2 separate regions of the Homo sapiens genome follow, and region 1 is linked to region 2. Evidence: read pairs that join two places in POLR2A ChIA-PET (ENCODE). Cell type or tissue: MCF 10A. All regions are shown on one strand. Links, peaks and the distances in the headings refer to the core of each region. The heading gives the core; the rest is flanking DNA.

Evidence for each region. ChIA-PET counts read pairs that join two places held together with the same protein. Peaks named below come from ENCODE experiments on the same cell type or tissue, not always from the same donor. Only the 100,000 strongest peaks of a DNase experiment are listed, where the experiment ranks them.
Region 1: POLR2A ChIA-PET joins it to region 2 with 30 read pairs; 14 of 35 experiments call an interaction of 5 or more read pairs at or near these places.

What each region holds. Positions count from the first base shown.
Region 1 is chr6:137,805,383-137,819,430 of GRCh38, reverse strand. No RefSeq gene overlaps it. Among named protein-coding and RNA genes, the nearest start is that of TNFAIP3, 55 kb to the left of the region's middle. RefSeq lists enhancers at 3,167-3,256, 3,587-3,636, 7,580-7,699, 7,730-7,989. In MCF 10A, for the core only: no CTCF peak of the experiment used is centred there; DNase peaks (open chromatin) are centred at 5,890 and 7,850.
Region 2 is chr6:137,719,573-137,737,186 of GRCh38, reverse strand. LINC02539 (long intergenic non-protein coding RNA 2539) reads left to right here. Exons shown (of 2, transcript NR_121619.1): 2 at 6,590-7,017. Among named protein-coding and RNA genes, the nearest start is that of LINC02539, 11 kb to the left of the region's middle. In MCF 10A, for the core only: no CTCF peak of the experiment used is centred there; DNase peaks (open chromatin) are centred at 4,966, 7,106 and 8,256.

The DNA.
Region 1 (14,048 bases), core at 1,354-9,353, 85 kb before region 2:
ATATTCTTTTTTATTTTTTAAATTTTTATTTATACATTTATTTTTTTTAGATGGAGTCTCCCTCTGTCGCCCAGGCTGGAGTGCAGTGGTGTGATCTCGTCTCACTGCAAGCTCTGCCTCCCGGGTTCACACCATTCTCCTGCCTCAGCCTCCTGAGTAGCTGGGACTACAGGCCCCCGCCACCATGCCTGGCTAATTTTTTTGTAGTTTTTAGTAGAGACGGGGTTTCACCGTGTTAACCCGGATGGTCTCGATCTCCTGACCTCGTGATCTGCCCGCCTTGGCCTCCCAAAGTGCTGGGATTACAGGTGTGAGCCACCAAGCCCAGCCTAAAATTCTTTTTTTAAAAAATCTATAGAAATGTTTACCTCTGGGTGTGTGTTAGGGGAAAGGGGTTACGTTACAGGTATTTAGAATGTCCTAAGGTGTTGTAGGTTTATTAGCAAGTAATAGATAACAAGTAGCAGAGAGACCCCCACCTTAAAGAATACAGAGCCTCATCTCCAGCTCTACTCACCCAGTCCCATCTCCCTTACCTGCTCTTCTTTTCCTTTTCCCCACCATACTTACCCTCCTCTAACATGCTATTATTTCACTTATTCTGCTTATTGTCTATTTTCTGTCTCCTTCTCCCTGAGGACAGGGATTCTTACCTGTTTTATGCGCTAACGTATTGTGAGTGTCCAATACCATGTCTGGCACATGACAAGGCACTCTGTCAATATTTGTTGAGCTCAATTTAATCAACTCTCATCCCTGGAAAGAGCAGGGTTTTGATGAGGTGGGGAGTCATTCTGCTTAATGATGTCATGCAGGACATAGCTCTTTATAACTCTATTTTTTTTTTTTGATGTTGGCTCTATCCTAAGTCAGCCTCCTTCTGTGATTCCTAGATGACTCTTGCTTCTTATTCAAATACACCAAGAGGGAGAGAGGAACTTCGTCTTGTATTCCAAAGCAGAGATCCTGAGACTCACACTGAACAAATGGGCTTAGGTCACAGTCACTGTGGCCGGGGTTGATAGAACGTGCTGATGGCTTAGCCCAGGCCACGTGTTCCCTTCTTGCCACTCAGATGGAATTAGACTCTCAGGTATCATACGTATCCCCAAACAGAAATTGAGGGGCTGCTGGAGAGGGAAACATGGAGAATGGATGTCCACATTACTCGACAAGCAAGAACAGGTTAATCGGTTAAAAGTTTACCATTACAGGCCAGGCGCAGTGGCTCACGCCTGTAATCCCAGCACTTTGGGAGGCTGAGGCAGGTGGATCACCTGAGGTCTGGAGTTCGAGACCAGCTGACCAACATGGTGAAATCCCATCTGTACTAAAAATAAAAATATTAGCTGAGCATGGTGGTGGGTGCCTGTAATCCCAGATACTTGGGAGGCTGAGGTAGGAGAATCACTTGAACCTGGGAGGCAGAGGTTGCAGTGAGCCAATATCGCACAATTACACACCAGCCTGGGCAAAAAGAGCAAAACTCCTTCTCAAAAAAAAAAAAAAAAAAAAAAAAAGAAAGGAAAAGTTTACCATTACAAGCAAGCAAACAGAATTTGGAAAATCCCCTCCCAATTCTACCTAGTTTATGTCACTAGAGATGAGGTTAGACTCAGTTTAGGAGGCTAGACTGAGTTAATATTCTTTGTGGGACAAATTTGAGATTTCCTAAGCGTGGGAGGAATCTCCTAAGAGAATTCAGGAGAGAGCAACCAAACAAGATGCTGACCTTAAGAATCAAGAGATTGTTGCCTCTTCACTTTTCCTGTGGATATAACTTACCAGAGTTTACTTGGTGGGTACACCAGACACTGCTTCTTCTTCATCTCCAGGGATTTATTGTCCCAGTTAGGCAGCCACGTAGAGAGGCTGTGAGTTGCAGCCCGTGGCCAGGAACACAGGCGTTTCCCCAGGCGGCTCCTGCCAAAGTGGAGATTGTCCCCTAGAGAGGCCCACTCTGATAACTGGTTCCTCTCCATGCCCTTCCCCATCCCTGTATTACTAACCCAGTGCTCACCCCCTGGTGGAATACTGTTTAATTTGGCCATCCGTCATTCTATAATGCAGGGAATGGGTTGCTACCGGTAGGTCCTGGGAAGTGGTGCAGTTTCCTGGGTTATGCATGAAGTTGGCCTATCTGCCAGAGAGGGTAATTCCATCCCCAAGATCTTAGGCTCCTTTCTTCTTCTCAGCATAAAGGAAGCACTCTCATTTTCTAATACCTCAGCCTAAGAAAGTAATAGAGGTGATCATTATTTTCATGACCACAGCTGGCTCCTCAGAACAGTATTGTTCCTTTGGAGCAGCATTAATTAATCAGCCATGACACTCTCTGAGGATGAAATATGACCACCTTTCCATGCATGCTCTAGGCCCTGCCTGCTTTGCCAACTCCATTTCTCTCCCATTTCCCTCCCCGTTTTCCTTTCCATTTCAGTCACACTGGTCTTTAAGTTGCTAAAATAATCCAAAGTCTTTTCTTCCTTAGGGTCTGAAACTGCTCGGATTCAAATTCTGCCTTCACCACTTAGTAGCTGTGTGACAAGGGCAAGTTACTTAACCCTTCTGTGCTTCATCTTATACCTCTGTTAAGCAGGGTTAACAGTAGTTCCTACATAGGGTTGTGTTAGGATTAAAGAATATAACATGTGTAAAGTTCTTAGAATGTTACTGGGTCATAGTAATGTCTCAAAATATTAACTCCTCCTCCTCTTTGTACCACCCCCATCCTCCCCAATAAATTTCTTCTAAAAACCCCTCCCCTCCCTTTTTCCAAGTCTGGATTTCTAATATGTCCTATTAATAGTTATTATTATAAACTGTCATGAGCTTGGAGACCTTTTCTGACCCTCTGATCGAAAGTAGCTCCTTTGTTATTTTCTCTCACACCTCTCTGCCTGTTTCCTTCATAGCACTTATCTCAATTTGTGGTTGTGTATTTATTTGCTTTTATTTCTTGGTCATCATCTTTCTCCATGACTAGGCTGAAAATTTCATGGTCAGAGTCCTTGGCGGTTTCACTCATCCCTGTGCACGTTGTAGGCATCTACACAGAGCAGGCAATCAGTACATATTTAAGAATGAAAGCCTACCTCCTCTGAGCAGTCAGCAGCCTACAAAGGGAAACTGAAATTCTGAATTCGAACTCTGTAATATACTGGAGCAGAAGCCACATTGCTGGGCATCAGTGCTGGGTGTCCTCATTGTGGTTGGCATGAGGGGGTAGGGGAAGGAAGCGCTCCTCCTACTTAAAAGAGAATGCCGTGTCACTTGGACATCTGCAGCTTTCCTGAGCCTCAGCTGTGGAAGTACATGGAAGGGGCAAACAGGAGACACTGCTGGCCAGCCAGTGGCCAGGAGAAGCCATGGGCCAGCTTAGAGGAGGGATGTTATGCAGCAGTACCTGGGAGACACCTTGTAGGGACCTCAAGAAATATTTGAAAGATACCTTACAGGGTATTAAAGGTCCACCATCCCCAGGCTATGGAAAAAACCAGGGAAATTTGAGTTGGGGTGGTTCCTGTTATCTGTACAGTCTGGTAAGGCCAGGGGAAACTTGAATGACAGTATTCATACTATCATGGCCAGGACTCAACCCCGTGCACAGAGTTGACAGAGAGAAATATTCCAGTGAAGGCCCATACCAGTCACTGGGGAAGAAAGAACAGTTATCAATACTCCCATATCACTACCTGTGCAGCCTCCACCAGAGGCTTTGACCTTAACAGGCTGCAGGGAGTATTGGTGGGGAAAATGAATCATTTTCTTTCTTTTTTTTTTTTTTTGAGACGGAGTCTCGCTTTGTCGCCCAGGCTGGAGTGCAGTGGCGCGATCTCGGCTCACTGCAAGCTCCGCCTCCCGGGTTCACGCCATTCTCCTGCCTCAGCCTCCCGAGTAGCTGGGACTACAGGCGCTCGCCCCCATGCCCGGCTAATTTTTTGTATTTTTAGTAGAGACAGGTTTCACTGTGTTAGCCAGGATGGCCTCGATCTCCTGACCTCGTGATCTGCCCGCCTCGGCCTCCCAAAGTGCTGGGATTATGGGCGTGAGCCACCGCCCCCGGCCCGCTCTAATTAGTTTTGAGATTTCCAGCCTCCTCTAGGTGATGGCTGCTTGAGGCTGATTTTTATACTGGGTTTTAGAAATGATTCTCTACCAGTAACCAAAACAGCATGGTACTGGTACCAAAACAGAGATATAGATCAATGGAACAGAACAGAGCCCTCAGAAATAATGCCGCATATCTACAACCATCTGATCTTTGACAAACCTGACAAAAACAAGAAATGGGGAAATGATTCCCTATTTAATAAATGGTGCTGAGAAAACTGGCTAGCCATATGTAGAAAGCTGAAACTGGATCCCTTCCTTACACCTTATACAAAAATTAATTCAAGATGGATTAAAGACTTAAATGTTAGACCTAAAACCATAAAAACCCTAGAAGAAAACCTAGGCATCACCATTCAGGACATAGGCATGGGCAAGGACTTCATGTCTAAAACACCAAAAGCAATGGCAACAAAAGCCAAAATTGACAAATGGGATCTAATTAAACTAAAGAGCTTCTGCAAGCAAAAGAAACTACCATCAGAGTGAACAGGCAACTTACAGAATGGGAGAAAATTTTTGCAATCTACTCATCTGACAAAGGGCTAATATCCAGAATCTACAATGAACTCCAATAAATTTACAAGAAAAAAACAAACAACCCCATCAAAAAGTGGGTGAAGGATATGAACAGACACTTCTCAAAAGAAGACATTTATGCAGCCAAAAGGCACATGAAAAAATGCTCATCATCAGTGGCCATCAGAGAAATGCAAATCAAAACCACAATGAGATACCATCTCACACCAGTTAGAATGGTGATCATTAAAAAGGCAGGAAACAACAGGTGCTGGAGAGGATGTGGAGAAATAGGAATAATTTTACACTGTTGGTGGGACTGTAAACTAGTTCAATCATTGTGGAAGTCAGTGTGGCGATTCCTCAGGGATCTAGAACTAGAAATACCATTTGACCCAGCCATCCCATTACTGGGTATATACCCAAAGGATTATAAATCATGCTGCTATAAAGACACATGCACACATATGTTTATTGCGGCACTATTCACAATAGCAAAGACTTGGAACCAACCCAAATGTCCAACAATGATAGACTGGATTAAGAAAATGTGGCACATGTACACCATGGAATACTATGCAGCCATAAAAAAGGATGAGTTCGTGTCCTTTGTAGGGACTTGGATGAAGCTGGAAACCATCATTCTTAGCAAACTATCGCAAGGACAAAAAACCAAACACTGCATGTTCTCACTCATAGGTGGGAATTGAACAATGAGAACACATGGACACAAGAAGGGGAACATCACACACCAGGGCCTGTTGTGGGGTTGGGGGAGGGGGGAAGGATAGCATTTGGACATATACCTAATGTTAAATGATGAGTTAATGGGTGCAGCACACCAACATGGCACATGTATACATATGCAACTAACCTGCACGTGGTGCACATGTACCCTAAATCTTAAAGTATATAAAAAAAGAAATGATTCTCTACCTAGAAGCGAGCCAGAGAGAAGAAGTATTAAAAGCAAATGAGCAAATGCAGCTGAAAATGAACATGTACTTCATGGGAATTGGATGGAATTAAGCCAACGTGGATGAAATACACTTCATATCGTGAAAGGATAGATCTAAAAGTGGTGTGTTTGCCATGAGCAGTCCACATAGATATTTCATCTCAAACAGTGTCTTGATATTTAGAGATGAGCATTCTCAGTACTTAATGGAGGGCACTATACCAGGGTTGGCACTAACCCAGCCCATAACTTTTGAGCCATAGTCCCTGTAACTGTGTCATCAGCTGGTTTCATAAGAGAACATGCCTAAACCTGCTCAATCCTTGGCTGGGGATGCTTTCAGGAAAATCCAGGGTGCTGTTGAAGTTTTGTAGGTGACTCAGGTAGTGGAATTCTGCTTTTGAGTCAAGACAGAATTTTAGCTTTGCCTGGTTGGGGGTTTAGTCACTGGAACTAGCCCTCTAAGGTCATATTGAAGAAGGCAGAAAAATTGTCTACAGAATATGTTACCTTAAAAGGTGATTTCTTCTTAATTGAAAGATTCACAAGATTTTTCCTTATGATTCCACATTGATTTTAGTTGAAGATGTTATTACTCACCTCCTTTCTAGGAATAATAGGTTCAGCCTTAGAGAATGACCATCATATTTCCATAGTAATCCAGAAACAACTACGATGTCCAAACCCTATGACAGGGTCTTCCTAAATGAAAGCCAATGGAGAATCTTGGAGCAATTCATTCTAAATAATTGGTGAAGCTTTTCCTTAATAAAAATGCAGAGCTTTCCAATTTAATTCAATAGTACTAGATTCCCACTCTACATTACTGAGATTTTTAAACTGTTATAAAATGAACATTTGAAGAGCACCCATATATCACTAGGCCTTATGAGAAGAAAAAAAAAACCTGAAATCTTCTATTTAAAGAAGACATGTAAACATACCTACAAGTGCAGATCCAATTTCTCCAAAACAGGATGCCAAGAATAACTTCATTGAATGTTGTAAAGATACAACCCTAATCAATGCATATCCTTTTTTATTTGGGGCTTAAAAGTGCTGATCTAAAATGTTAATGGATACATTTATTTCTCCAACACAAATCCATAATATCACCAATCCAGAAAGATTGGCATAAAGAAGTTGGCTATACACATGCTAGTTATTATTCAGCTAATAGATGTCTGTGTCCTGTTTAGAATCCCCAAATGATCTGTAAATTATTACATTGAGTTTAGATTATTATTTCTATGTTTAGCCAACTTTTTATCCAAATACTGATTACTTTATTAGCATATTAAGTGGAAGTGTGTTAAGCCTGCTTGGGCCAAATAGTGAAACCCTGTCCCAAAAAAGAAAAAATAAATAATAACTAAAAACAGGCTAGGCATGGCGGCTCATGCCTATTATCCCAGCACTTTGGGAGGCTGAGGTGGGAGGATTGCTTGAGTCCAGAATTTCAAGGCTGCAGTGAGCTATGATCATGCCACTGCATGCCAGCCTGGGCAACAGAGCAAGACCCTGTCTCTAAAAAGAAATAATAATAATAAAAACAAACAAACCTAAAAACATCAGATGAGACAGGCTAGTGTTACTGTTCCTTTATCTTCTTTTAATGAGAATGAATTTAAGCCCCCACGTAGCAAAATAATATACAAGATATTTGCAGAAGGCAAAAGTGCCCTCCAGACTCCTCTAACTTTCTAGACGTTGTTTATTCTTGAGCCTCCAACTTCCCCATTATTTTGCTCCAATGACTTCCCCAATCCACAAAGTTTCCTTATTTGTATTTTAAACCCATCCTCTCTACCCTCATAGCTCCTTTCCTGTAATTTTGAAATTCCTTTTCAACTCTACTTGCATCATTTGGATTCCAGAGTACGCACTTGGTCACAACCGTTTGCCTTACAGAAGACATCCCCGAAATGTGGCTGAAAGGAAGAAGACCCTTGACGAAAGGGGTTGCCCGGATAAATGATTCATTGCCTAAAAGGATAGACTTTTTAAAATGTCATTTTTATTTTGGAATGTAGGAAACTGGTTTCCCTGTCTCTTGAAGCATCATCACAGAGGCATAAACTGAGGAGCAAAGCTTATAACTGAGAGGTTTTAAATGAACAGGGTAGGGGAAACAAACAATATCCCACCAGGAGAGAGGTCTGATAGCTCAAGTCTGTCCTTTCCTCTCCTGGTCGCCTCACACGCAGAGGCAGCCTCACTGAACGTGCTGTGCAGCAACGACGTGACTCACGGTCAGCTAACAGAGCAGGAAGTCACCTGACGACAGATGGGAAAGTCCAGAGTAGACTGAACGTACTTTTTAAGAAAAGGAAATAAAGAAGGCAATTTGTAGGGCTGTGTCACAAGGTTAGAAACCCCAATTATATTTGATAGTTCTGTGCAAGGCACTAGCCTGGGAATGCATTAATCTGTATATCAAGTAATTACTACCATATTTGGAAGCTAAGTAAGTAGGTCTCAGTCATTAAATAAAGAGCAGCATTCTTGATTGGAAGGATGAAATTATGCAATAATCACTGGCTTTGGTTAAATAATAAATTAATTTCTGGGGTCTTGGCAGGGACGGTCACATGCCGAATTGTGAAGCAGAACATTGGCTTTGTCAGTGTGGTTGTCCGCTTTGGGGAGTTCTTCCCTTTTCCCAGAGGTTTAGGGAGAGAAATTGAAGTGTTTTAGTTAATCAATAAAACCAGAAATATATGAGAACTTGTGTGCCAAGTCTGCAAGGGAGTATGGGGCAAATGGACAGGAAAAGATCCTTGAGGAGCTCTATCTAGTTGGGGGCAACAAGATGTAAGCATTTGGAAAGGTAAGTAAGAGTTTAAGAGTTGTTTCAAGGAAGAACATGATGGATTACAAAATAGCAATGTCAAGAGGATGTGTTGTGGGCATTCAGAGAAAGGGGAGTTTAGTGTGGGCAAGGTAGATAAGGGAAGTTTTTGGGCAAACAGTGGATCTAGAGCTATGCTACACTTTTAAAGCAGAAAGAATCTATAGATAAGTAGCAAAGTCCAAATCAGTTATCCTAGGAATGGCAGCAGGCAAGCAGATATTTGAATGGGCTGGTGGTGCAGGTCCACAAGTCTAAAGATCTGGGTTAATCTTTGTTGAGAAAGACTGTTGAACAAAGGTGCCTCTATTTCCTCATCTGCAAAATGGGTGCAAAATACGTCCAACCTGCCATCCAGGTTAAATAATTCTGTGAATCTCAGTGTAAACTATAACTCACGTAATAACCTTAAGCTATTGTTAATGGTAACGTACGTACGATGATTTTAGGAATATAATTTTGCGTATACAGATACTGCTTGACTTTAAGGACTAAAATGGTAATTTAAACAGCCATATATAGGTTATGAGGAAGAGTTCGAGGTAGGGGTGCTAACTGTAAATATCAAATTGCAACATGCAGGTGACCAATGAGCACTTGCATCAGCTTGCTCTGGGGTCTTGCTAGAAGCAGGATGAGGACATTTGTTTTTAAAATATTCTAACTAATAAAGGTATTTTCCTTTCTTTTCTCTTTCTTTCTTCCTTTCTTTCTTTCTTTCTTTCTTTTCTTTTCTTTCTTTCTTTTCTTTCTTTCTTTCTTTTCTTTCTTTCTTTCTTTTCTTTCTTTCTGTCTTTCTTTCTTCTTTCTCTCCTTCCTTCCTTCCTTCCTCCCTCCCTTTCTCTCTCTCTCTCCCTCTTTCTCTCTTTCCTTCTTTCTTTCTTTTTTTTTTTTGGAGTCTCACCTGTCTCCCAGGCTGGAGCACAATGGCGCGATCTCAGCTCACTGCAACCTCTGCCTCCTGGGTTCAAGAGATTCTCCTGCCTCAGCCTCCTGAGTAGCTGGGATTACAGGCACGCGCCACCAAGCCCAGCTAATTTTTTTGCATCTTTAGTAGAGACAGGGTTTCACCATGTTGGCCAGGCTGCAGGTATAATCTTTCTAAGGATCTTTTTGTTTTCTCTGGCTGTGAAGATTGTTTGCTCTCAGTGTCCTATATGAACATTACATGTTTAATCTGAACTTACGGAGCTTGCACATTGCATGGTATACAGTAAGAGCCTAGTATTGAATGGGGAGCCCATAATAAAGAGCACATATATTGAATGGGGACGTTTTCTAGATTTAAGACACAATCTGGTAATCATTGCTTTTAATTTGGGGAGTGGGAAGCATTTTTTTCTCTTAACATATTGATAGGAAACTAATTGATGTATTTGTAGTGGGGTCAAAATTCACACATATGAATCACATGTGCATAAATAAAAAATAAAGAAGTGCATCTTTATTTTCCTTCACTGAGCTCATCTTGCCCGGAGCCCCTGTTTTCATTGACAGCAGTGTCTTGACAATTTCCATTCTTGACAATTTTCTTGACAATTTCCAGTCTTTCTGGGCTAAAATAGTTCTTTGGGGGTAAATATTCAGTCCATTGAAAGTTGAAACCCTCTTCCAGGGCAGTTTCTCCCCTCCCAAGAGTTCCTCTCTTCCTCCTTCTATTCCTAGGTGAGAGAATTGTGGGCTGGCAGAGAGAGGAGGGGCTCTGACCTTGTGTTGCCCTCTGCAGACTCATGGCTTCTCCTGAGGAGCCTGCTCTCTGAGCTCTGCTGTACGCAGAGGAGTGATTAGCCCCATGCACCTCAGGTGCTGAGCTGGAGTTCCTGGCTGATGTCAGGGGCCTGCTTACACTGTACGTGTAGGCCTGGACTCTGCACCCTGTCCCCATCTACTCGGACGGTCCTACTTGCACCTACATCCTCCCTCCTGCCCCCACCCCATCCTCCTGTTGCTGTCTTATTTCTATATTGCAGCACGTGAGACCGTGGGAGTTGCCCCAGGCTGGTTCTCCAGTTCTAGATGACTGGAAGTCTGTGAAAGACTGGCTGTTTTCCTGGCTTACACTGTGCTCACAGATTACCCCCAGACCTCTCTGACTGCCCTATGATGGCCCTTCCCCATCTTCCTCCCTCTCATTCGGCTCCTTTCCACAGCCCAGGAAGGCTGCCGTGGGGCTGTCGTGGGGGAACCCTTCTGTGGCCAGTGCTGTCCATACCTACCCCTTGATCGGCCCCCAGCATTCAGCTCCTCAGACCACACAAGTGTCTTTTTAAATCTTTTTTTTTTTTTTTTCTGAGTAAAGCATGGCCTCTGCAGAACAGTGGTGTATGCTTGCAGGCTTTAGTCTACCTGTAATTTTCTAAGACCCATTTTTACACGAAGAACAGTAATGGCTCTCATTCTCACTGGATTCTGCCCATTAGTTCAATAGGTAATGACATATAAGACAATTAGGGAAAAGGAATCACCAGAAACAAATAAATATTTACTTAATGCCTCAAAAATGTTATTCCTGTTACAAATGTTTAAAGCATTTTGGTAGCTGTGACACATTTGTGAAGTGGGTGATGGTGACATCAATTCTTTGATTGGGAGGGGCTTGATCATTCATTCTACAACTTCCATGTTCCCAGGTTATGAGTCACTCACAAAATATTTATTCAGCAGCTATTTCATTCCAAACATGGGAGAAATAAAACCATGTTTCAATATCCTTGCATGTTACTACATGTTGTTAAACATGCTTCAGGTAAACTACCCTGTATAAAGATTAATGGGACAGGGATACAGGTGGACTTTTAGGAGCCCCAAACAGTGCAATAGCCTGAGAAGAAAGCGAAGTAGAACCTTGTAAGAGCAGTGCACCACAGTTTGAAGCAAGAAGTGAACAGTCTAGAAACAAAAGAAAAAGGGCTTTTCACCTGCAGGGACCAAAGCTGAACCCAAGAGGCTCTGGAGGAGCAACTGGATGGAAAGAGCGAGTCCCAGAGGTCCATCCTGGAAGGAAGGGTCAAACCAGGGCAAGGAGGGAACTCCCATACCTTGATGCAGTGCCAACCTTACCTACATTGAATCAGATGATTTTGTTGCTAACCGGTCCAATTTACAAAAGTATGTTTTTCTGCTGACTTCTTGGACTCTCACTGTTTTGCTTCTCGCCCTGCCCCTTGCTTTTATTTTTTACTTCCTTTGTTTTCTAGAACTGGTGAATATTCAGGGAGATTTGAATGGAGACTTAGAAAGCCTGAGAAAGTTAGAGCTGGGATTCAATGTCTTTGGACACGGTTATCCTTTCCACTTGGATAACCCATCGCAAGCAGTTCTAACAAAAACCATGCACATGTGACATGAAGTCTATACCTTTTCTTGCTTAGATACAGCAATGCTTCACCAGCCCATTGGGAAATACTAACTGACTTTCTACCAGCACTCTGTTAGTAAACAGGACTAATAATTTCATTCTGGTGATGTGAACCAGGTGCTAAACTTCAGTTGTTTCACTCACAATAGACCTAATATGGGGGAAGATATTTGTAAAGTTTGTGGTTTGAAAGTCTTCGTCACTTAATTGCAAGAAATTAATCATAGGCCTGTTAGTTACAATAGTCTGTTCTCGCATTGCTATAAAGAAATATCTGAGACTGGGTAACTTATAAGGAAAAGAGATTTAGTTGGCTCACAGATCTGCAGGTTGTACAGGAAACATAGCAGCCTCTGCTTCTGGGTAGTCCTCAGGAAGCTTCCAATCATGGTGGAAGGCAAAGGGGGAGTGAGACATCTCACATGGCCAGAGCAGAAGGAAGAGAGAGAGGGGCAGTTGTTATACACTTTTAAACAACCAGATCTCATGATAACACATGACCACAAGAATAACACTGAGGGGATGTTGCTAAACCATTTATGAAGAATCCAACCCTGTGATCCAATCACCTCCTACGAGGCCCCACCTCCAACACTGGGGATTACAATTTGACGTGAGATTTGGGCAGGGACACAGATCCAAACCATATGACCTGCCTTGTCCAATCCAGTAGCCACTCACTTTGTATGGCTATTTAAATTTAAATTAATTAAAATTAAATTAAGTGAAAAATTTAGTTCTTCAGTCACTCTAGTCACATTTTAAGTGCTCAATAATCACATGGGGCCAGTGACACTTTATTATGTTGGGCACACAGTATTGGGCAGTAGGGGTATAGAGAATTTACATCATTGTGGAAAATTCTATTGAATGATACTAGTGCAGATATTTGTGCAAAAGTACAGCTAGAGGAGAGGAATGGTTCAGGATCTTTTTTGTTGTTTTTGCACAGGTACCTTGATTCCTAGTCCATTCCTCTTGCACTTACACTGCAGTATCTTCTAAGAGTTGAGGAGAAGATAAATGATGAATGATGAGTTAACTGCCTCCAAATTAACACCAGATAAGTTATTTCCACTAAATAATTTTTAAACCTAAATAGACTAAAATTATTCCAGAAAGGCACTTCAACTGTGCTTGCACCAAATGATGGTATCAATAGTTTTGCGCAGTCAGTTTATGCCATTGAGTTTTTTCTCTAAGATGAGGTTTAGTTACAAAGATGCTTTAGGATCATTCTTTTAGAAGAAGTGTGTCATTGTGACAAAAATGTAGGTACAGATAACACAATGAAAATTATGAGAAAATGGCAAATGTTGCAGGGCAAACTAGATACATTGTTGGACAGTGGGAAATATTCTAAAGCACAAAGAATGAATTATGCAACCAGTGAAAAGCAACACATACATATACTGCTCAACAATCAGTAATAGAAGGAATAAAAATCTGATGAAATGGGGAAAAATATATCATATGTCTTATATATGCATGTGTGTGTATGTGTGTGTGTGTGTGTGTGTGTGTGTGTGTGTGTGTGTATCTCTATATATCAAATATATATATATAGAGAGAGTTGGGTCAATCGTAGCAAATGTGAGTGTCAGCCATACTCTTGAGTACATGCCTGAGGTCCAGGCCATTTCCCCCACTAAGATATAGCAAATCAGGCAAGAAGTGAAAGATTTCACAGCGACTTCCTGGAGGGCCATATCATGATAACCATCCAGACCCTTGCTAGACTGGCCTTCTGCCAAAGGAAAGGAAAGCAGGAGATTCCTGAAGGCCAAAGAACGCCCGCCAGGAACTGGGCTTTTGAGAAGCCGAGAGGTCAGATCAGCCTATCCTCACATTATTCAGTGACGTCAGCAACAATTCACTGGGGATTTTTCCAAGGTTACAAGCTTCCTATGATCCCTGTCTTGGAGACCTTGAAGGCAGCTTTTGACCTTGGCAGCCACGTAGTGGTGGAAAGTATTGGAGGGATCAGTGTCAAGGCTTTGCGTTTGGCTTGTGGTAGCAAAAATCAAATAGGGTCCACCGGGTCTCCCAGCCAAGGCAGGTAGCCTACAGTTAATTTAGGAGAAGTCTAGAGTGCAGGTTTAAAAGTCCAAAGTTAAGCATGGAAAAATGTGACTAGGGTTTCATAAATGTAATGCCTGTTGGGATTTACATAACATCAAAATATACTTGCTCAGGGACTTCATAGAACATTGGAAAAACCATCAATAAGAGGTGGTTTTCCTCAACAG
Region 2 (17,614 bases), core at 4,519-12,518:
ACACAACCTATTGTTATTGACTATAGTCATCAGTTGCACAATAGGTCTCTTGAACATTTCTCCTATCTAACTGAAATTTTGTATCCTCTGACCAACATCTCTTTGTAAAAATTCAACAGGAATTTTTGGTCAGAGGTCCTTGGGAAATCGACCAGGCTCCTCCCTGTTCCACATTTCTCTTTAATAGTAAGTGCTGCCTGCCATAGAATCGTTGAAGCCCTTCCTCCTCCTAGAATTGGAAAGCCATTCTGGAGAAAGAGTCAGGATCTAAAGAAGAACTTGGTCTTGCTCAAGGCGGTGCAGAGTGGGAAACTGAGTTATATCTTAGTCTCGCTGCCTCTCTTGCCTCATCCTTGTCCTAGCCCTGAGAGGTAACTAGTGTTGTTGGAGAGCTCTGAGATTTAGGCAAAACAGCGATTCGATTTGGACATCTCCCAGGCCCATGCGTGGCTGGGAGCTCACACTGGCTCAGGGGCGGCAGCAACTCCAGTAAAGAGAAAGTACTAGTTCTATGCCTCAACCTCAACTGTGCAAAGTGACAGTTTACCCCTATGACTAACATGCTCTTAAAACACCCAAAATGCACCTGCAACTGATTAGATCTCCCAGAGTTAGCCCAGGCTGATCCACCTGCCTGCTCAAGCAGCTGAGAATTTGTTTTCAAAACTGTGTGGTTTGACTCTCTCTCAAGAGGCTTACAGATGGCTGGCTTGCTTTTCAAATAGATTTTCTGTGGTCCATTCTCTCTAATTCTGACCATCTATCCCCACTCTCCAGGTCCTGAGATCCACCCTTCTGTTCTGTTTGGTGATCAGGCAATGACTCCTGACCTTTTGCTCCTTGATCAGAATGCCCAGATACTAGATCACAGCTGGGCTGTGTCTTCTGCATCAAAGGAAATGAGATTGTTCTTATAAAGATTTTAGAACCTAGGTGTCTTGACTGCTTGGATTTGGCATATTTAGATAAGGCTGTTTCCCATCCTCCCCAGGCATGGCTCCTTCCTCTCCACGCCCCAAAGCACCTCGATTATTTACTGCTTTCTCTGGCCATATCCACAGTGCAGGGTTTACACATTTTGTCCTCATGAGATTATGGACTCCATGAGTCCAGGGACAGTATCTTATTAGGCATTGGCCTCTGCAGCACTTAATCCAGCGCCTGGGACTTCAGAAGAAATTCGTAAGTGAATGAATGAGTGAATATTGAACGTGTAACTATCAAAGGGAATTCACGGGAACTTTTGTTTCTCATTGGACTGGAAAGGATTCTTCTTAGTGCTCAAGCATCTCTTTTGTTGGCCATTGAAACTGCATTAGGAAGACATTGTATTAACTGAGGCATAGCCAGAGGAACAGATCCAGAGAAGAGACATTGCCATGAGTCAAACCTAGGTACTTTTTTAGACAACAAAGGGTAACACCAGAGTTAGTAGTAAGGTAGACTAGACAGACTACCTTATTACAAAAGCATAAAATGAAGACATAATTGTTAGTTGTGAGCATGTTGCTTTAGAATATAAGTGAAAATGTTGGCAAATTGTATTTATATTGGATAAGATCCTCAGACTATTTTCCCAAATATATTGTCACATTTTCATGACTCAATATAGCATATCCGTGGGGTTGACTCAGGAGTATCATGATGTGGTAGAAAGATTCTTACCTCAATATGTACCTCCACCACTATCTTGTGGGTGGTTTTTGAATGAAGCATTTAAGTGCTCTGGGCTTAATTTTTGTTATAGAAAACAAATAGAATAGGTGAAGTGGTGCCTCGGCCTTTCAAAGTGCTGAGATTACAGGTGCAAGCCACTGCGCCGGGCCAAAATATTAATATTAGTTAGAAATTAATTAGATACTGTATATCACAATGATGTTCTCATCACGATTTGCTGAAAAACAGTTTGTAAGGGCTGATAGGAGGGGACTACTTCTCTCTCCAGCCGTGAGAACCCCAGAAGCCTTTATTTACAACCCTGGAGGGAAAAGTGATAAACCCATCACAAGGAGGAAGTAGGGAAGAGAGCTGGAGGGGGAAAGCAGTCATTCATATTTGATTTCTTCCACGTAATTGTTCCTCTACCATGACCCATAGAGCCAGGAGGAAGTGTGGAGGAGACAGAGATGAGTTACCAATGTATTTGAACAAACTGAAATGCACAGTTCCCTGTCCTTTCTGTCTCCCGTTATTACCCCAGTGTTCCCAATTGTGCAACAGCGTGACCTTACATCAGACAGAAAAAAGAGGGAGTTTGGCAATAACGTGAGAAAAGCTTCTGATGCAAACATAATTCCTTTTGCTTTACAGAAACATATAAATTATGTACAAAAATTATTTATGCTCTAACTTGAGCATTCAGTTCCATTGATACACAGTATATGCTACCAACGTCTGCTAAAAAATAAGATTTTGCAGGCTTTCTAAGCTTGTTTAATAATGAGGAAGATGGTAAGGCTTGGCTTTTCCCTGTAAGAATGCTGAAACAGGTTCGGATAAAAAACAAACCAACACAAATCAAACAACTTTCTCTTTCCTCTGTGTTTCTCCTCTTCCACAGCTTTGGATTCTTCCAGAATACTTGTTACCTCAGATTAGGGTGGGATGCCTTTGAGATAGCCCCACACGGGGTAAACTAAGCTTTTGATGGTTTTATATAGCAGGCCCTGGGCTAGCTGTTTGCATGCATGATCTCATGATTGCCATGCAAATATTTATATGCGATGAAGTCTCCTTGATTGGAGCCATACTCTTATCTTCTTGTCCATCTCTCCCTAATTATGATGTGTCATGGGAATTTTGCAACTAATTCAGAATTTTTTTCAGAGGGAACCTGGGTTCTGCATATGCTCTTTGTGGATAAATTCTCCCTGAAATTCCAGAAAGTCCAAAATTGAATTGCCTGGTATATGGTTGCCTTGGCATATGATCTGTGAACAAACTGGTTTTATCTGGTGTGTTGTTTAGAGTGTCAATGAGGTTGTATAGTAGGTAGCAGATGTAGGAAGAAGGCAATTTGATGAATGGCAGCTATAAAATGAAACAAGGAAGGAACATCACTAAATTTGTGTTCAACTTACTTCTGCCATTTGAGGGGCCCTAGGTTGGAAGTGACAACAAACTGATAGGGTCAAGGAAATGGATTGCTAAGTTTAGAAGTGTCGGCCGGGCACAGTGGCTCATGCCTGTAATCCAAGCACTTTGGGAGGCCAAGGCGGGCGGATCATGAGGTCAGGAGATCGAGACCATCCTGGCTAACACGGTGAAACCCCGTCTCTACTAAAAATACAAAAAATTAGCCGGGCGAGGTGATGGGCGCCTGTAGTCCCAGCTACTCGGGAGGCTGAGGCAGGAGAATGGCGTGATCCTGGGAGGCAGAGTTTCCAGTGAGCCGAGATCGTGCCACTGCACTCCAGCCTCGGTGACAGAGCAAGACTCCATCTCAAAAAAAAAAAAAAAAGTGTCAAGGTTGACTAGAGTTCTTTCTGAATAAAAAAAGCTTTACCACACCATCAGCATTGACTGAAAGTGGAAAAGAGACAGAATTGGACAAGTGCCCAGAGAAAAATGGATTTTGTACATACTTTACAAGCTAATATAGACCATTCCTTGCAAAACCCCTCCTTTGAGAAGAATCACACATGCTCCTCCATCCCCCTGATTTGATTTATTTGTATTGTCTTAACAATTTCTCTTTCTTTCTTCCTTTCTTGCTCGCTCATTTGCTTGCTTGCTTGCTTTCTTCCCTTCTTTTTCTTCTTTTTCTTTCTTTTCTTTTCTTTTTTTTTTTTTTTTTTTTTTTGACTGGGTCTCACTCACTCTGTCGCCCAGGCTGGAGTGCAGTGGTGTGATCTCAGCTCACTGCAACTTCCGCTTCCTGGGTTCAAGCAATTCTCTTGCCTCAGCCTCCAGAGTAGCTGGGACTACAGGCACGTAACACCAAGCCTGGCTAATTTTTGTAGTTTTAGTAGAGACAGGGTTTCACCATCTTGGCCAGGCTGGTCTCGAACTCCTGACCTCAGGTGATCTGCCGGCCTTGGCCTCCCAAAGTGCTGGGATTACAGGTGTGAACCACCGTGCCCAGCCTTGTTTAACAATTTCATGATGCATGTTATTTCTTATTACAATGTGTTCCCCGCCCCTTTATTTCTCTTGCGGAGTCCAATATGAAGAATTGAAAAGAAATGTGATATCTCAACTTTTCATTAAGTCTCAATCCTAATGCCCTGTTTTTTGTTTGTTTGTTTGTTTGTTTAAAGCTATGAAAACAAAAAGTACCAAGTCTGTGCCAGGTTCTTTTTCATTTTGTTTTGTGTCTGTGTGTGTGTGTGTATGTGTGTGTGTGTGTGTGTCATAATAATGAGTGACTTCATATGAGCTTCCAGATTCACTGGTTCTGGCAGAAAGATATTTGTACAGCTGTTTCACAAGCTCTCTCCTGATTAGCCGAGGTAGGGCATCCAATCTACAGTTGTGGAAAAACAACATTAGCTGAAATAGACATAACACCTACAATTTTTTTTAGTGTTGTTGCTTTCCCCAAATGCTTGTTCAGCTCTTAGTTATCTTTCAAAACTGCTCAGGCGTTGCCTTCTCAAGGAGCCTTCTTTAGCCACACTTCTTACTCCCTCTCCTCCCCTAATGCCTCATTTTTCTTGTACTATTTCTAGACTTTGCATATTTCTACATTGAAACCGTCCTCTGCATTCTGTTTGTCTACCTCTCCTACCAGTATGTGAATATCTAGAGAGAATAGATGTGATTTTGCTGGTAGCCCTCCACCTAACAATGAATGGCAAAGAGTAGAAGCCAAATAAGTGGACTTTTACTGGACCTGACTGCAGTCATTTTTATAGAGTGTACCGGCAGCTCCAGAAGCATACTGTCCTCTTGATGCAGGATATCTGCCATTGATGTTTTATTTGTTTTCTGACTCAGAAAGTTTCTTCAAAGCCAGTTCCGATCTATTATGAAATATCCTTTTTGTGAGCCACTTCCCATTCCATCCCTTAACACAGATATACACATGGCCCAGGCAGAGTGTTTCTTTGTGGGTTCTAGGCAGTGATGGGAAATGAAAATACTACATTGCATGAATTCTAAAACAAAAATTTTTTTCTACTGCTTCTTGAATTGAAATTAGGGAGTATTTCACAATCAATGACATCTTATAATTATGATTAGCAGTGTTTTTTTTTTCTTTTTGAACAGTACCTGAAATAATGTGTCTTATCATTGATGGTATCTTAAGTACTCATAAAAGAAATCTTACTGGTAGCCAGCGCAGCCCTGCCAGGTTATATGTAAATTCGGGATATGTTCCAAGTGCTACATTAAAAATAAACCAAAACAGAAACAGACTTTGTAAAATAGAGTGAAAGAGTGAGCCTTGAAGGATCAGAGGGCAAGTTTCACATGCTATTCATTGTTCTGTCCCTGGCATCTGATCTACTATGCACATGGCACATATTTGTCACTTAAAACACAAAAATAATTGCTAACAGTCTTTGAGTCCTTACTATGCAGAGGTCACTGTGTTTTAAGTATTTTTCATATGTGAGCTCATTTAATTCTCAGGACAACTCTTTGAGTGGGTTCAGTTATGATTCCATTTTTCAGATGCATAAAGTCCAGATGAGGGTAGATAGATGACTTGCTCTGAGTCCCACAGGTAGCAAGTAAATGGCAGAGCCGTGCTGGATCCCAGGGCCATTTGACTTTAAAGACAACGTTCCTATGTTCTGTGCAGCACTTTCTCCCTAATGAATATTTATTTTAAATAAGTGTTATTTCTACTGATTTTGATGGCTATTTGCTTGGGTCCCCCACCCCCAGTTTCCATTAGTCATTAAATGCTTATCTGAGATTAATATTTAGATAAATATTGCTAATTTTTAATAAACAGTTCATTGGAAAATATTTTCTTTATTTAATGTTACAGGCGAAATCCTATCAAAAATAAAACTCCTAGCCAGGTACGGTGGCCCATGCCCGTAATCCCAGCATTTTGGGAGGCCAAAGCGGGAGGAGTGCTTGACTGCAAGAGTTCAAGACCAGCCTGGGAAACATAGCGAGACTCTGTCTCTACAAAAAAATAAAAAATTAGCCAGGTTTGGTTGCACACACCTGTAGTCCCAGCTACTTGAGAGGCTGAGGCAGGAGGAGTGCTTAAGCCCAGGAGGTTGAGGTTGCAATGAGCCCTGACCACACCATTGCACTCCAACCTGTGTGTCAGAGCGAGATCCTGTCTCAAAACAAAACAAAACCAAACAAAAAACTCTTTAAAAAGCCATTTGTGATTATGATGGTGTTGTATTTCATAGAAGAGATGTTGTTGAGATAAATTTTTTTATAAGTAGGAAAAAATGCAATCCCTATTTTGGAGAATTGTCACCCTTGCGTTCCCTGTGAGAAAATAAATGAAGTTCAATGGGCTTTATTAACCTCCTCTATTAGGGCTGAGATGTCTTTTTTTTCTCAACACCAAAAACCTCAGGCATAATCTTAAGAAGTCACTGATGAAATTGCACTTCAGATACAAAAGATTCTGTTAGACCAGTTCACTTTTTTCTCTTTTCATTCATTGCAGAGGGTCAGAACTAGAGGTGGTGGAGTGAACGCCGCACCAGGCAATGGAAGAAGCACTGGCCTAGACCAAGCTTGAGCGTGCACCACTGTCACCTGGAGGGCTTGTTCCAACACGGATGGCTGGACTCACCCCCAGAATTTCAGATTTATTAGGTCTGCACTGGGCCCTGAGAATGTTTATTTAAAACAAATTCCTGGATGCTACTGGTTCAGTTGCCACACTCTGAGACCCGCTGGCTTTGAGCTTAGAAGATGTGGGTTTGATTCCTGGATTCCACAGTTTACTAGCTGTGAGTTAGAGAATTTAAATTACTTACCTGAGTCTTGGTTTCTTATTTGCAAACTGAACTGTAAACTATTTGTTCTACCCATTTTATAAGACTTTTGTAAGGATAAAATAAAAGAATACATATGCAAATTACTGAAAAACCTGTCACTGTTGTTATTACTAGTATTATTGTGAAAGAAGCTGTAGATTTATGTCAGCCCCAGACAGGAGTTGACAGAACCTTCGAGTTGCACAAGGCCTGCTGGAGCACTTCAGAGAATTCCAAATGAATCTTGATTGCATTGTGGAATGTACAGCACTGGGGCCCTGGGGACCAGCATGGAATGTGAGTAAAGACAAGATAGGTTCTATCATCCTCCAGACCTGCAGATGTGTGTTCAAATCCTGACTCCATGGGGCTTGACTCTATCCCATCTGGAAAAATGGAAATAAAAGTGCCTACCTTACTGGTTTATTGTGAGGACTATTTGAGATAATGTATTTAAAGAACTAGCACAGTGCACGGCACATAGTGGGCACTCACTAAATATTAGCTCTTAATATAGTTATGAAAACTAAACCCAATGGGGAGAAAATGCAAGGCCATCTTGGTAATACAACTGTATGTATTATGAGGTAGCCAGGTCTCTCAGCCCAAAAGACCATATTCCAGGGCCAGGCATGGTGGCTCACGCCTGTAATCCCAGCACTTTGGGAGGCTGAGCTGGGTGGATGACTTCAGGCCAGGAGTTCGAGACTAGCCTGGCCAAAATGGCAAAACCCCCATCTTTACTAAAAATGCAAAAATTAGCTGGGTATGGTGGCACACACCTGTGGTCCCAGCTACTCAGGAGGCTGAGGCATGATAATTACTGGAACCTGGGAGGTGAAGGTTGCAGTAAGCTGAGATTTTGCCACTGCACTCTAGCCTGGGTGACAGAGCAAGAAAAAAAAAAAAAGACCATATTCCAGTGCTGCTGCTCTGAGAGAGCAGGAGCAGTTAGACTCACTGACCTCCCACGTTGCTTCCAAATGAGATTTTAATGTCAGCACAAAGCAAACGCATCTAGTCAGTTGCCAGCAACCAGGGCTGTTTTCCCCAGACTTCCCTTATGACTGACAGCTACACCATTCATTTCTTTGCTATGACCTACCTTGTAATTATGAAGCAACACTTTCTGGAATTCCCTAGCAGGCAGAGCACTAACAATAGAAAAATTGAAATTAAATGGAGATCAGTCCACAGAGCTCTTCATTTTCCCTTGGATTATGTGACAGTGGAATCAAGCCTAAACTAGACAATGCATGACAACACAATGAGCTCTGCACTAACAAACGCCAGATAAGCTCCAGCAGTCTGCTTTCGGTGGGTGGAAGTTCCAGGCTTGCAAAACCCTGTAGATAATAGAAGCAACAACTGGAGCACAATTGCTGACCCAGTTGCCAAATCTGATGCCATGTCATGGGGCTGGAATGCAGCTCAGTGCCATGCTGGACAGACTTTTCTCTTATACTACATGCTGATCAGAAGTTATTCACCCGGGCTGCATGTCTTCTTGCACATTACATGAACTAACACTTTGCCCGTTCATCTTGACAGCACAAGAGATACAGATGGGCAGGGTGTCCTTAAACATGCCTGCCTGTTCCTGTGATAGTTAAGTGATTGACTCAACAAAAATGGAAGAGAATTTGCTCAACTTTGATCCTTCTCTCTTCACTGGGTTTATGCAGGCTAGGTGGGTCACAGGACAGGTGAGGAAATGTGAGGGTGAGGCATTTCAATGTTATCTGATAGCACCAGTTGCCTCTCTTGACATTCCTTGCTAGCAAATATGAAAAATGCAATACCCTATATGAATATGCCTAATATGTCATTTTCCCCTAAGAAGGGAGAAGTGAGACTCTAACTATTATTATTAATTTTTCCAATGGAAATCCTCACTATGATTGCAGGATAATGCATCATCCATTTTGTAGACAACTTATTTTTTCTGATTTGATGTAAACTTTTGACTTTCTGCCCTTCTCTGCCCAGTTACTTCTAATTCTGAAGACTTTTTTCTCACATTCTTTCATGGTTTCAGTCTCTGCGGCCCTGACATCCTTTCCATATAATTCACCGCCAGATTTCCTGGTGACTTCCAGATTCGTAATCTTCTGGTGTCTTCCATTTGGATGAGCTCTGTCTCAGCCACTCCCCAGGAGGCCACACCTTATGCTTGGTCACAACTCAGATCGACTCCACTTTCAGGACGGCACATTCGGAAATCCCTTCCTTTTCTGGCTCCCTCCTTCCCTCTTTCTGCTTTGCATTTCATCTTAACTGAGACCTCTACTGCATGACTTTTATCTGGTCACCTACTCCGCCAATGCATTTGGTTTCATTCTTCTGCATCAGTCTGAACTCATTGGTCCATCATTCAGTTCAGGATCACCTACAATCCTCTTCTGTGATCTCTCTCAAATCTGTCTTTCCTTCCATTCCTGCAGGTGCTCTCTAAGACACTTGCAAGGATCTCCCACCCAGTCTCCTTATCTTCCAATCTGCTCTACTCTAATCTATATTAGTTACCCCTTCTAGGAGGATCATCCTGCTTTTAAAATGCCAATAAAGCTTTTCCAACTCTTATCCTCCAAACCCCTTCTACTTCTCCCTCCAAGTCTCGCTCCAGCTCTTTCCTCTCCTTTGAAATGCTCTTTCTCATCTCTGCCTGAAAAATACCATCTGTTCTTTCTAAAGACCATTTCCAATAGCATCTCCAGATTCCTCAAACTTTACTTGACCCCTTCTTGGTGTTATATGTCCATGCTAGCTATAGTGGTTTATATATTTGTTTTATCTTCTCTGCAGTGTGATCAGTGGAAGGTTCATGAGCTCTGGATTTAGAGAGAGATCTGGTTTAAGTTATCAGTATTTACCAGTTGTGTGATCTCAGGCAAGTCACTCCATTTCGCAAAGACTAAATTTCCCCATCTGTATAAAGGGATGATGCTATCTATCTCATGGGATTGTTAGGATTAAATGAGATAAAATAACCGCCATATGAAAGCCACTCAATAAATATCACTTCTTCTCTTTTTCCCCATTCCGTGCATCCTTGAGGTATGAGATTATTTCTACTCATTTTGTTTCCTTGGAAGGGCAGCATTGTTTGGCGCCTAGTAGGCTATTAATAAATAATTACTGTATTCATGTATTCATATCATGTGTCTTTGCTTTCCTGTTAAAAGTTAGAGCTCCCGAGACAATGTATTTTTCATTTGCAGTTCATTTCCTATTTAATTTTGGCAAGTTTAAAGAAGAATATTCTTTATATATTGAGCAGATAGTTAACAGGTAAACCTAGTGCCAACAATTCTGTCTTGTCTATTGAGAAAGACTAGCGGCTATGTGGTCTGTGTCTGGCTTGGAGTTAAGGAGAAGATTTTTTAGTGTGTGTGACAAAAACTCAGTCATAATAGTGATATTTGGGAAGCTCCCTTTTCATCTTATTGAATCAATATGACCCAATAAGATTGTGGCCAATCATGGTCCTCTCCCAGCTTCATAGCCAATAGGAAATGAGCTGGGAGCACTGATTCACATCCTTGTGTGTATGTGTGTGGTGGGGCTTGGTGGGGGGGAAAATGATTCCTGTTACAAAATCTAGTGATACTACAGTATTCCTGGCTAAAGAAGTGCTTCTTTTAGGAAAAGCTAAGCTTCAAGCTAAATATGTTTGTTTAAAGTATCATGATGTACAGCAAAGATTATTGAACTTGGAGTAGTGCAGAGGCTTGGACTCAAATCTCAGCTCCACTACACTATCAGCAGTGGAACCTCATGCATGTTACTTGGACCTCTTTCACTTGTAAAAGGCAAGAACAATACCCACATCACAGATTGTTGTAGGGATGGAAGCCATGCTTATGAATGCACCCTGTAGAGTGCATGGCATTTACAGAGAAAGCAGTTCACAAATGTTAGCTTTGGAATGCCAAAGTGTATAGAGAACTTCTCATAAAAGAAAGATCTAGTTTACTTTGCAGAAATGCAATAGCAGGCATTGTGTTATCATCATCTGTGTGACAGTTTTTGTGTGTCAACTTGGCTAGGCTATGGTGCTCAGATGTTAGGCCAATAGCAGTCTAGAAATGGCTGTGAAGGTATTTTTTAGATATGACTAATAGTTCAATCAGCAGACTAAGCAAAGCAGATTAGTCTCCATAATGATGGTGGGTTTCAGCTAATCAGTTGAAGGCCTTAAAAAGAAAAAAAGAAAAAAATCTGAGGTCCCCTAAGGAGGGGGGACCTCTGCCTCCGGTCTGTCTTCAGACTAGAACTGCAACATCAGTTCTTCTCTGAGTCTCTAGCCTGCTGATCTCCGCAAATTTTGACTTGCCTTCCCCCAAAATTGCACAAGAAAATTCCTTAAAATAAATCCCTATCTACCTATCAATCTGTCTATCCTGTTGGCTCTGTTTCTCTAGAGAACCCTAACTAATACAGCCCGTCTTGCTCACTGGGTGGTAATCGAATGTCAGGAACTGTATCTAACTCATCTTCACATCTCCAGTACCTAGCACAGTGCCAAATCTATAACAAATATTTATGCTTATTGAACTGCAGAGAATAGCAGCTCACATTCAGACACTATCTTATAAAAATGGTACTTGCACAGAAGGTTTAATTAATTCATCCCTCTACCTAGTTATTCATCCATCAAACATTTTGAGGGGAGCTTATTCCATATGACTGTGCTTGACACTGGTGATGCAGAGAGAAAAGACAGAATGCATTCTCACTATTTCATGGTGGCGTGAGGAGACAGTGCGAGTGAATGGGGCAGACGCAGGAAAGGAGGGTGAAGTGAGACACTGGGAATCTGTTTATCCAGGTGAGACAACAGGACAGCCTGACATAAGGGGGGACAATTGGGAAGAAGAGGAAGGGATGGGTTTAGGAGGTAGAAATAATAGGAGGGGAGAAACAAGGAGTGAGGCATCTCCCATGACTGCCTGGTTTCTGGTTAAGGTGTCTGGGAACACAGAGGAGGAACAGAGTTTCTCATCATCTTATCTGATCCTAACATTCCTCAGCATCGTACAACACAACCCCCTCATTTTAGGGATATGGATACAGAAGCTGAGAGAGAGCAGGTCTTTTGCCACCACCCTCATAAGTCAGGAGCTGGCAGAGTGAGTTTTAGAAGCCAAACGCGTGCTGTTTTGCTGAGTGTCCACTGTGGCCCACACAGCGGTGCCTGCCAAGTTCCTTGCACAATGGAAGGAAGGGAAATGAGCTCAAAGAGTCCCTGTTACTTCTGTGTGGTGCGGTTTCACTCTCGTGAGCTGTCGCATCGCTGACCAGCCTGCCATGCTCTCTGAGTGTCAACTGGGACCTGACCCAGCACCGGACTCATTCCATTTGGAAGATGGGTGTAATACCAGGCCTCAGTCCCCCATCTCTACTCCAGCCATGTTCAGCTGTGAGTTTACCATCATAACTTCCTGAATCTCAAGGGACAGCAATCAGATCCTTGCCAGATGGCTAGGCAATGGGATGCAATTTTTACATGAAATCACTGTAGACACTGTGACCAATGGAACTACCATTTTCATGGAGACCAGCTGAGCCCTGCTAACTGAAAATTCAGAGCATCTCCAGCCATTGTATCCAGTTGATGAAGTTGATGCTCTCCAACCATACCACATTATTTTGAATCCAAATTCATAGTTTACTTTCCAGTGTCATCCTGAGGATTGGAGGAAGGCACAGGAAATATCAGCGATTATCCTCCATTATCAGATTATTATATTTTTTTGTGTTAACATTTCTAGCGGTAAAATAGCTTGGAGAGGTTTAAACCATCTCTTAACCCACATTCTTTTGTAATTCTTTTTCAATTTAAAATCGATGATATCAATGGACTTCAATATTCTACTATTTAATCCCTTGTATAGATCTGCAATCTTTCAGCTGTTTATTTCACCCTGAGTTTCCAGTTTGGGCAAATAAAGAGTTGCCACCATGCACAGGTGACTCACCATGCACATGGGACTTCCACTATGATAGAAGGTCATGGTGTGCCTGATGGATTAGGCAAAGCTCCCCCACATTCACCTCCAGGACTTTCCTCTTTCCCTTGGGCACGTGCTTGCCATCTGCTGGGCTATGTGTTCCATGAGGTTAGAGGCTGTGGCTGCCATGTCCACCACTCTGTTTCTAGCACTGAATCAGGGCCTGGCACCCAGAAACTACAGAATAAATATTTATTGAGTGAATGCCTAGAGACTAATCATCAGCGACGTAATCATGTTATTTGTCCTTTTCTACAACAAATGTTTCTCAAAGGTCAGAAATGAGAAGATGAAACCAGGACCAACGTGGATTAAATAGAGGTATGACATAATTTCCTATTGTCTCCGTCCATCTGCAGTCAAGGTTATATTCACATCTCAGATCTTCATCAGAATGGCTTTCCCTCTTCTCTTAAAAGAAAACAGAAGAGTTCTGTGCAGTTAAGAGGTTGAATGAAAAAAGGGAGGGAGGGTTCAGAAGGAAAAGTCCAAACATCCTCTTCCCCATGGAAATAATGATAATAGGAATAATGAGAAGGCTAAATTATTTGCTTACTATGTGGCACTGCACTTTATTATTTAATTAATCCTCATGGCAAGCCTATGAGGTAGATAATATCATGCCCAGTTGTGGGGGAAAAAAAGGGGGGAATTTAGAAGAATGTAAATAACTTGCCCAAGCTGGTAGGTAGAGAAGCCGGAATTCCACCCCAGGTCTGTCTGAGTCCAGAGTTTAACCACCAACCCTTAGCTGGTTTGAATATTTAAGGGCAGGGTCCAAGTCTCATTCATCTTTGTTTAACTCATAGCACCTGGCCTAAGGTCACACCTGCCACGTGGAAACAGCAAATATTAGTTGATTCAAAAGTAGAGCTAGTCAAAGGCCCTGGGATAGGGTTACTTTACTGGAAAACAGGGCATGCATGAAAGGAAATGTAAAAGCCAACCAAGAAAAAGCAGAGTGGCATAAGTGGTCTTATATCACACCAAAGACAGAGGTTAACCTTAAATGTGTTTGGAATTCATAGCATGAAGTTAAAAAAGTATTTTGAAGCGGCTACACTGTAAGAATGATAAATCATGGGAAACAGCTGGAAGGATCCTGAAGTTCTTTCTTCTGACTTGTTCTTTTTCCAAGGACTGTAGATTCCTTAGCTTAGGCCAGCTGGGGTGAGTTCTTGTTGGTGTGTGAGTATATGGTTTTCACATGTAAAGCAAATTTAAGACTCGGTTATGATAGATTTGTGCTGTGTTTGTGCCCCAATCTTCAGGCCACATTTCTACTGTGCTGTCTTAGCCAGCTTCTCGTGGGCAGGGCTGTCAAGTCAACTCCCAGACTTGGTGGGTTGTCCGCTCTATCAGCCTCCTTCAGAATGTTCGTGGTGGCACCTCTAGATCCTTCTCAGAATGCTGTCTCATTTATTTCCTGACAGTTAAAGAAAACTTAAGAAAGTGAAAGCTTACATGAGAAAATGAGTAAGCACTTTTAAAACAGAACTATTAAGCTCACTTTCAATGTTGCTAAAGTTCGCCCTTTTTAGACACCTTTAAATCCCTAGTGCCCAGACAAATCAAATGCCTAATAGGGCTTGCTTCCAGTGCGGTCTACAAGGACACTTTAAAAAAGGTTGTCCAGGCCGGGCGTGGTGGCTCACGCCTGTAATCCCAGCACTTTGGGAGGCCGAGGCGGGCGGATCACGAGGTCAGGAGATCGAGACCATCTCGGCTAAAACGGTGAAACCCCGTCTGTACTAAAAATACAAAAAATTAGCCGGGCGTAGTGGCGGGCGCCTGTAGTCCCAGCTACTTGGGAGGCTGAGGCAGGAGAATGGCGTGAACCCGGGAGGCGGAGCTTACAGTGAGCCGAGATCCCGCCACTGCACTCCAGCCTGGGCGACAGAGCGAGACTCCGTCTCAAAAAAAAAAAAAAAAAAAGAAAAAAAAAAAGGTTGTCCAGATAGAAATAAGCCGCCCCCTCTTCCATGCCCTTTATGTCAAGGGAATCACTGGAAGGCCCACTGCCCCAGGGGACAAAGGTCTTCTGAGTCAGAAGCCACTAACCAGATGATCCAGCAGCAGGACTGAGGGTTCCCCGGGGCAAACGCCAGCCCATCACCCTCACAGTGTCCCAGATATGCTTGACCATTGAGGGCCAGGAGGTTAACTGTCTCCTGGACGCTGGCACAGCCTTCTCAGTCTTACTCTCCTATCCCAGACAACTGTCCTCCAGATCTGTCACTATCTGAGGGGTCCTAGGACAGGCAGTCACTAGATACTTCTCCCAGCCACTAAGTTGTGACTGGGGAACTTTACTCTTTTCACATGCTTTTCTAATTATGCCTGAAAGCCCCACTCCCTTGTTAGGGAGAGACATTCTAGCAAAAGCAGGGGCCATTATACCCCTGAACATAGGAGAAGGAACACACATTTGCTGTCCCCTGCTTGAGGAAGGAATTAATCCTGAAGTCTGGGCAACAGAAGGACAATATGGACGAGCAAAGAATGCCCATCCTGTTCAAGTTAAACTAAAGGATTCCGCCTCCTTTCCCTAACAAAAGCAGTACCCCCTTAGACCCGAGCCCCAACAATGACTCCAAAAGATTTTTAAGGACCTAAAAGCCCAAGGCCTAGTAAAAGCATGCAATAGCCCCTGCAATACTCCAAATTTAGGAGTACAGAAACCCATCAGACAGTGGAGGTTAGTGCAAGATCTCAGGATTATCAGTGAGGCCGTTGTCACTCCATACCCAGCTGTACCTAACCCTTATACTCTGCTTTCCCAAATACCAGAGGAAATAGAGTGGTTTACAGTCCTGGACTTTAAGGCTGCCTTTTTCTGCATCGCTGTGCATCCTGACTCTCAGTTCTTGTTTGCCTTTGAAGATCCTTCAAATCCAATGTCTCAACTCACCTGGACTGTTTTACCCCAAGGGTTCAAGGATAGCCCCCATCTATTTGGCCAGGCATTAGCCCAAGACTTGAGCCAATTCTCATACCTGGACACTCTTGTCCTTCAGTACGTGGATAATTTACTTCTAGCTGCCCGTTCAGAAATCTTGTGCCATCAAGCCACCCAAGCGCTTTTAAACTTCCTTGCCACTTGTGGCTATAAGGTTTCCAAACCAAAGGCTCAGCTCTGCTTACAGCAGGTTAAATACTTATGGCTAAAATTATCCAAAGGCACCAGGGCCCTCAGTGAGGAATGTATCCAGACTATACTGGCTTATCCTCATTCCAAAACCCTAAAAGCAATTACGAGGGTTCCTTGGCATAACAGGCTTCTGCCAAATATGGATTCCCAGGTACGGCAAAATAGCCAGGCCATTATATACACTAATTAAGGAAACTCAGAAAGCCAATACCCATTTAGTAAGATGGATACCTGAAGCAAAAGCAGCTTTCCAGGCCCTGACAAAGGCCCTAACCCAAGCCCCAGTGTTAAGTTTGCCAACGGGGCAAGACTTTTCTTTATATGTCACAGAAAAAACAGGAATAGCTCTAAGAGTCCTTACACAGGTCCAAGGGACCAGCTTGCAACCCGTGGCATACCTGAGTAAGGAAATTGATGTAGTGGCAAAATGTTGGCCTCATTGTTTACGGGTAGTGGCAGCAGTAGCAGTCTTAGTTTCTGAAGTAGTTAAAACGATACAGGGAAGAGATCTTACTGTGTGGACATCTCATGATGTGAACGGCATACTCACTGCTAAAGGAGACTTGTGGCTGTCAGACAACCGTTCGCTTAAATATCAGGCTCTATTAATTGAAGGGCCAGTGCTGTGACTGCACACTTGTGCAACTCTTAACCCAGCCACATTTCTTCCAGACAATGAAGAAAAGATAGAACATAACTGTCAATAGGTGATTGCTCAAACCTACACTTCTCAAAATGACCTTCTAGAGGTTCCCTTGACTGATTCTGACCTCAACTTGTATACTGATGGAAGTTCCTTTGTAGAAAAAGGACTTCAAAAAGCGGGGTATGCAGTGCTCAGTGATAATGGAGTACTTGAAAGTAATCCCCTCACTCCAGGAGCTAGTGCTCAGCTGGCAGAACTAATAGCCCTCACTCGGGCACTAGAATTAGGAGAAGGAAAAAGGGTAAATATATATATAGACTCTAAGTATGCTTACCTAGTCCTCCATGCCCACGCAGCAATATGGAGAGAAAGGAAATTCCTAACTTCCAAGAGAACACCTATCAAACATCAGGAAGCCATTAGGAGATTATTATTGGCTGTACAGAAACCTAAAGAGGTGGCAGTCTTACACTGCTGGGGGCATCAGAAAGGAAAGGAAAGGGAAATAGAAGTGAACCGCCAAGTGGATATTGAAACCAAAAGAGCCACAAGGCAGGACCCTCCATTAGAAATGCTTATAGAATGACCCCTAGTATGGAGTAATCCCCCCTGGGAAACCAAGCCCCAGTACTCAGAAAAAGAAATAGAATGCGGAACCTCACGAGGACATAGTTTCCTCTCCTCAGGATGGCTAACCACTGAAGAAGGAAAAATATTTTACTTGCAGCTAACCAATGGAAATTACTTAAAACCCTTCACCAAACCTTTCACTTAGGCATTGATAGCACCCATCAGATGGCCAAATTATTATTTACTGGACCAGGCCTTTTCAAAACTGTCAAGAAAAGAAATAATCTGCCAAAGAAATAATTTTTCAAAACTGCCAAAGAAATAATCC